Regions from separate parts of the Homo sapiens genome. Here region 1 is linked to region 2. Evidence: chromatin contacts called from ENCODE Hi-C data. All regions are on one chromosome and are shown on one strand. The core of a region is the stretch at or near the end of the contact, and the rest is flanking DNA. Distances in the headings are between cores, read along the strand shown.

Region 1 (3,585 bases), core at 59-2,558, 690 kb after region 2:
TCCCAGTAAAGGCCATTAGGTTTGGGATTTAGGACTTTGATGGCCGCCCTAGAGAGACCAATGGATGATGAGTTCACGGTCCTCTTTAACTCAAAGCCCGGTATACATTCCCATTTTATTAAATACTATGGATATTGTAATTTCTTACCTCCTGGAATGCAAAAATTGGGCTGCTTTTGTTTTTTTCACACTCAGAAATATTGCTATCAGATGAAAAAGTGTAGTTGCCAGTTTCTTCCCATATTCTCCGATAAACATATTGCGTTGTCAGTGGACCGGTCAAAGTCATAGCAAATGCACTAAGGAAAATGGCAGGTTCTACAAATAAAATCTTCATATTGCCTGGGTAGGTAGCTGTATTCTATAAAAAGTGAAAACGGAGAAAGATCATCTGTCTCATCCCAGAGGCTAGATATTCAAAGATGGGTAAGTTTGAGCAATTTTGTGGAGTAAATGTTTAAACAAGCAAACTAGAGAACAGAAAAGGCAGTAAGCACTTTCTCAGAGAATAACTTTTACTTTGGAGTAGAGTACTCTGTAACAACCTGAGGCTGCCATGCTTTCCATTTTTATGAGTAGGACATTGTAGGACTCAAGCCGCCTTTGAGTCTTTGAAATCATAAACTGTCACCCATCTTGGTTAGCCAATGATCACAGTACAGTTCCCACACTGTATATTGCCAACTGATTTTTCGTAAGTTCAACAATGAGGTTCCTTTTGGGAAGCGACAGTTGCACAATTGTTATTGTTATTTTGCTGCGTATTAAAAACGGACAGGGAGGGGGCGTTTTAAAAAGCAGCTCCCAATCGAAAGGGCCTTATTTTTAACTCACCCCACGATTACAGTCTTCCTGCCAGGCTGGGTACAGGTCGGGCCGTGCCAGGGGCTGTCGCCTCGGATGCCCTGCGCTCGTGCGCGCCCGGGTTCAAGGGCAGCCTCTGGACTGGGGCAACAGAGGACGCGCCGGGGACAGTAACCTCGGACTACGCGGCCGGCGCTGGGGTGGGGAGAGTACTTTCCCGTCGAACTCGACCAAATTACGCTTGTCGGGGAGTCTCAAGCGTATTGTAAAGCAAACCTCGGCAAGCGCACTTCCGCGTCCCGAGTGACACCTGCAGGGTTCTCCGGCAGCCCTCGGCTTCCCCGCGGCCCTGCGGACCTCGGCCTCAGCGCGGCGCGGCGGGGCGCGGAGCAGCTGCTCCTTCTGCGCAGTGGACAATCGGCCAATCGGCGCCTCCGTCGGTCGGTCAGCGGCCCTGCCAGCGCTAGGCGATGACTCGGCCGCAGCCAGCTGAGCATCGCTGTCCGCCGAGGAGGCGGGGTCGGCTGCCGCGGCGCTGTCACTGTTCTACCCGGCTCTCCTGCGATTGGGCCCAGCGGTCGGTGCCCCAGCGGCGATTGGTCCACCCGGACGTCACTCTCCCCTGGAGAGTGGCTAGTGGATCGTGCACCCACCCTCGGAGGCCCGGAGTGGATCCCGCGCGACCGAGCAGCCACTCAGCACCGCTGTTGAGTGGTGGGCCGCGCCGCAGGCTCAACAGCTCTGGAGTTGCAAAGCATTTCTGAATCCGAATATCCTTTCTCATAGAAACACATAAAACAACAGTTGGAAAAGTAACATGTTTGGGCTGTAGCCCCCAGCAGGATCCCGGTCGGCCCGCAGAAGAGGGGAATGGGCGCAGGTGGAGGGCATAGGAAAGAGAGTGCTCAATGCAGAGTTAGCGGAGGGTTGGAATGTGGTCGCTGGCTTTTCCTGGGGAGGGGAGGGGGGACTTGGGCAAATCGTTAAATTTTCATGAACCTCCATGTCTTTATCTGCCACGTGGGGATGATAAGTCTTACAGGGTTGTCTAATTAAACACTCAGCATGTATACACAACACAGCCCCTGGACATAGGAGGAGTTGTCAGTGCTCTCCAACACACCCACCAGGAACAACTTGTAGTAAAAGAATTGAGCTACTACTTCTTGAAGCCAGGAGAAATGCATGCATGAGGAACCGTGGGGGCATCTCAGTAAGAAGGTGTTAGAATTTACTATGGGCTTGCGTTATGTGATTTTGGGAAGAGTTCAAGAAAGCAAGGCCTTACTCTGGATTGGTTGCTGTCAGGAAATGGCAGTAATTCTATGATTGGGTATCTTAATAAGTCTTATTTAGGAGTCAAGACTAGACAGAGGCTAAAGCCATGAATGATAAAGAAGCAACAGTCACACATATTTGTCATTTTTGTGGTTTAGACAGTGCCTAAATTTTGTCCGTGTTCAGACAAAATTATGACGTGGTCTTGTTTTTGTCTTGATCATGGTTACAGAATGCTCTTGTCTGACTTTGGTGTTCCGTGAAATTGTTTTCATTCGACAGAACACCATGGTCCAGAAAAGTTCTTAGCAACACCAAGGCCCAGCTGATAGTTCCAGCACCTGGATGTCAGAGCTGCTTTCTCTTCCTCAGCACTCCTTAAATGACAGTTGTGTCACTGAATGCAGAGTTAAACGTCTTAGGTTTGAGTCCTAACTGATACTTAGTAGCTGGTAACCTTGGACTTGCCACTTAATCTTACTTCCCAGCTTCTTCAAATCAGCATTTATGAAGCACTTGTTATGAGTTTCAAACAATGGAGCATGGATATTGGAAAGAAGATAAACAAACATGAGTAAGATACAGTTTGCAAGGAAGACATAATATTTTAAGTTGCAGTACTTTGTACTAAGTACTATATTATTCTAAACGGCACTTAGAAGATGTCCTTTTTTTTTTTTTTTTTTTTTGAGGTGGAGTCTCGCTCTGTCACCCAGGCCGGAGTGCAGTTGCAGGATCTTGGCTCACTGCAACCTCCGCCTCCCGGATTCAAGCAATGATCCTGCCTCAGCCTCCTGAGTAGCTGGGGTTACAAGTGTGCGCCACCATGGCCGGCTAATTTTTGTATTTTTAGTAGAGACAGGGTTTCACCATGTTGACCAGGATGATCTTGAACTCCTGACCTCAGGGGACCTGCCCACCTCAGCCTCCCAAAGTGCTGGGATTACAGGCATGCGCCACCGTGCCCTGCTGAAAATGTCCTTTCTTATGGGGCAAAAATAATTAATGTCCAATATACTTCCACGCTTTGCATTCCTACTCTTCCACACGAAGAAGAAAGCCAGGTCTTCTTAATGAGTTCTGCTGCTGATCGCTATGGTGACAACAGTCATTTTTTTTTTGTATTTTTTCAAAGAGAATTTTAATGTGAAAAATTAGCAGAGTTTCTGCCTTCACAATTAGAGTTTAACATGAGTCTTCCAGTGTTTTAAAAAGAACTGTAATATACGTAAAGCAAAATATTTTGGCATCATCTAGTGAAAACAGACAATGTGGTATTTTTTCAGCCATCTCATATAGTTAGGCCCTGAGTTATAATTTGAGATAAGTGATTCCTAAACAGAATGTGCTTTACAGAATGTGACCAATTATATTACTCCCAAGGACCTTGTTTCAGATTATATTAAAACCAGAGTTCACTGATCTCACATTTTAAAAAGAAAAAAAGTTTGTTAACTGTTTTAATCAACATAAGTAGTAACAAACATCCCTAATTGGATTCTA
Region 2 (3,421 bases), core at 79-2,578:
GCTAAAATAATATCTTACATTTTTTAGCATGCTTAGCTTCTTCTAAGCATTTTCATGTACCATTACCTCTTTCATTCAGTCATTCAACAAGTATTTATTGAGTGCCTACTCTGTAAGAGCCAATGTCCTAGACACTGGGGAATGAAGGAAAAACAAGACACAACCCTTGTCTTCCTGGATCTTAGAGTCTCCTGGAGAAGGCAGAGAAGTAAATAAGCCATGACAATACAGTGCCATAAATGCAATACGGCAGGCAAGACGTGGGTCCCCGCGCCTCTAATCCCAACATCTTGGGAGGCTGAGACAAGCGGGAGAATTGCTGGTACCCAGAAGTTCAAGAAAGGCCCGGGCAAAATAGCAAGAGCTTGTCTCTACTTAAAAATAAAATAAAGTAAAAATACATAAATAAATAAAATAAAATAAAATAAAAATTAGCTGGGCTTGGTGGTGCCTGCATGTAGTTCCAGTTACTGGAAAGGCTGCAGACCATCACTTGAGCCCAGGACTTGAAGCTTGCCGTGAGCTATGATGACTTCACTGCACTCCAGCCTGGGTGACAGAGTGAGACCCTATCTCAAAAAAAGAAAAAAGAAAGAAAAAGAAAAAATGCAACGTTGGGCTGGGCACGGTGGCTCATGCCTGTAATCCCAGCACTTTGGGAGGCTGAGACAGGCGGATCACGAGGTCAGGAGATCAAGACCATCCTGGCTAACACGGTGAAACTCTGTCTCTACTAAAAATACAAAAAAATTTAGCCGGGCGTGGTGGTGGGTGCCTGTAGTCCCAGCTGCTAGGGAGGCTGAGGCAGGAGAATGGCGTGAACCCAGGAGGCGGAGCTTACAGTGAGCTGAGATGGTGCCACTGCACTCCAGCCTGGGCGACAGAGTGAGACTCCGTCTCAAAAAAAGAAGAAAAAATGCAACGTGGCAAAGGAGTGCAGGGGTACTGTAGGGTCAAAAGGGATAGCTACCTTAGCCTTGGAGGGGTGGAGAAAGGAGCATTCAATGTCTAAACTGAGTCCTGAAGAAAAATGGGAGCTGGCCAGGTGACTCATGGTGGAAGGGGAGGAGAACAGTGCTGAGGGTTGTGAAAGAGTGGGCAAAGGTCGAGAAAGGAGAGAGCACAGCACCACAGACACAGACCCTGCCCTCATGAGGCACAGGGGCTACTGGACAGATGGGACAACAATTGGATGTTAAAAAATGTCATGACAAAGGTGATGGATTCTACGGGGGAAAGCCTGCAGAGAGCTAATGTCGCACATTGCAAGGGCCTCAATATTGTCTGTGGTGTGAGACAGAGGAAGTGGTGTTTAAGCTGAGATCTGAGGGGGCAGTGGGAGATACTTACATGAAAGGGGAAGGGGAAGCAGAAGGATCCACTTGTGCAAAGGCCCCACAGTGGGTGGGAGGACAGTGCTGGGGGAACTGAAAGAAGGCCAGCGCTCTGGGGTGCCGAGAGCAAGAGGTGGGGAGGCAGCGGTGGCCCAGCCATGCGGGTGGTGGAGGAAATGTGAAGTAGGAAAGCCATTTGATCTGCTTAGCCTTTCGCCACTGTCACTTGGACCTCAGTATGGAGAAGCCAAAGGGAGGCAAGAGTGGATACAGGAACCTGCTTTGGAAGCTTTTGTCCAGGAGAGAGCCTTGAACTAGAGTGGTGGTCATAGAGATGGAGGGACGAGGATGGAATCAAGAGACACTAATCGGAAACCTGATAGGATTAGCTCACAGGGTGTTAGAAAGAGGAAGGTGTCAAGGAAAAGTCACGGGTTTCTAGTGTGCCCAACTATATAGAATGTGGTTATTTATTCACTGGCATTCATTACCAGTCACAGAGAGGACTGCTGGTGCAGGGCCAGGGTTAGGGGAATTCACCTTGCATACACTGTGTTAAAGGGACCTTTGAGACATCCAAACATTTAACATATGAACCTGAAGCTCCGAAAGGAGACGCAAGCATGAGGGCCCTTGGTGTATGGGAGGACATCACGGGTGTAGTGGGGATGGACTGTGTTGAGTGTGTGGAGCGAAAACGCAAGGCGGTCCAGGAGCAAGCCCACAGGGATGCCCCATAAAAAGCTGGATGGAGCCTGGGCAACATGGCGAAGCCCCATCTCTACCAAAAATACAAAAATTAGCCAGGCATGGTGGCGCATGCCTGTAGTCCCCCCTACTCAGGGGCCTGAAGTGGGAGGATGGCTTGAGCCTGGGAAGTGGAGGTTGCAGTGAGCTGAGATCACACCACTGCACTCCAGCCTGGGCAACAGAGCAAGGCTGTGTTTCAAAATCAGCCACAACAACAAAAGCTGGATGGAAGAAGATGAGCCCACAAAGGACTGAGTTTCAAAATCAGCCACAACAACAAAAGCTGGATGGAAGAAGATGAGCCCACAAAGGACTGAGAAGGGCAGAGGGGTGGGAGGAAAACCAGAATATGGTGACACAAAACCCAAAGAAAGAAAGCTTCTGGATGGAGAGAAGAATCAACAGCATCAATTCATGCTGAACAATCAAGTAATGAGGACTGAAAAATATCCATTAGGCTTGGTTTGGTTTGAAGTCACTGTTGACCTTAGCAAGAGAGCCAGCTGGAGATGCTTTTGCTGGGTCAGCGGTGGTAACGGTGAGGCCAGCAATGGGGCTGGACGCCAGATCGGAATGGATGGAGCAACGAAGTGAGGATACAAAGGGCCCCAGTTTTCTCTCCTACCCAGAGTCTGTTTCAACCCACACCTGTAATCCCAGCACTTTAGGAGGCCAAGGCAGCCTCACTTGAGCCAGGAGTTTGCAACCATCCTGGGCAATATGGTGAGACACCGTATCTACAAAAAAAAAAAAAAATTAGCCAATTGTCTTGGCACACTCCTGTGAGGCTGAGGTGAGAGCATTGCTAGAGCCAAGGAGGTCGAGGCTGCAGTGAGCTATGATCACAGCACTCTAGCCTGGGTAACAGAGCAAGATCCTGTCTCTAAAAATAAAACAACACAAATGTAAGAAAGAACTTCTGCCTGTGGCAACTGTATCCCCAAATATCAAAGCCTATAAAAACTAAATAGGCCTGGCACAGTGGCTCACGCCTGTAATCCCAACACTTTGGGAGGCCGAGGCGGGCAGATAGTTTGAGCTCAGGAGTCCCAGATCAGCCTAGGCAACATGGTGAAACCCCGTCTCTACCAAAAATAAAAAACTTAGCTGAGCGTGGTGGTGCACGCCTGTAGCCCCAGCTGCTGAGGAGCCTGAGCCCAGGGGGTGGAGGCTGCAGTGAGCCATGATCACACTACTGTACTCCAGCCTAGGTGACAGAGTGAGACCCTGTCTCAAAAAAATAAAAGAAAATAAAAATAAACAAAGAGAGAAGTGGAAGAAGAGGTGGAGTTTTGTATTTATGACTTGAATTTTGTATTCATGACTGGGTTGACACC

The links. A loop is a pair of places that touch in the nucleus more often than their neighbours do. Pooled maps may share reads with other maps.
Region 1: a loop to region 2 is called in a pooled map, with 2.2 times the contacts of the local background. The contact joins the promoter of SLC46A3 here to the enhancer-like site in region 2. A Hi-C loop is called at or near these places in 6 of 37 single-sample maps with no recorded cell type and 5 of 50 pooled maps.

The regions. Positions count from the first base shown.
Region 1 is chr13:28,717,662-28,721,246 of GRCh38, forward strand. It overlaps SLC46A3 (solute carrier family 46 member 3), which reads right to left and starts at 1,309. Exons shown (of 6, transcript NM_181785.4): 1 at 835-1,309; 2 at 149-361. The coding sequence starts at 337. It also overlaps the pseudogene CYP51A1P2.
Region 2 is chr13:28,030,328-28,033,748 of GRCh38, forward strand. The region is part of intron 15 of FLT3 (fms related receptor tyrosine kinase 3); the gene reads right to left. Among named protein-coding and RNA genes, the nearest start is that of URAD, 43 kb to the left of the region's middle. Within about 2 kb of position 1,329, at least 4 of the 41 ENCODE cell types and tissues checked have a DNase peak (open chromatin) inside an H3K27ac peak, as active enhancers do.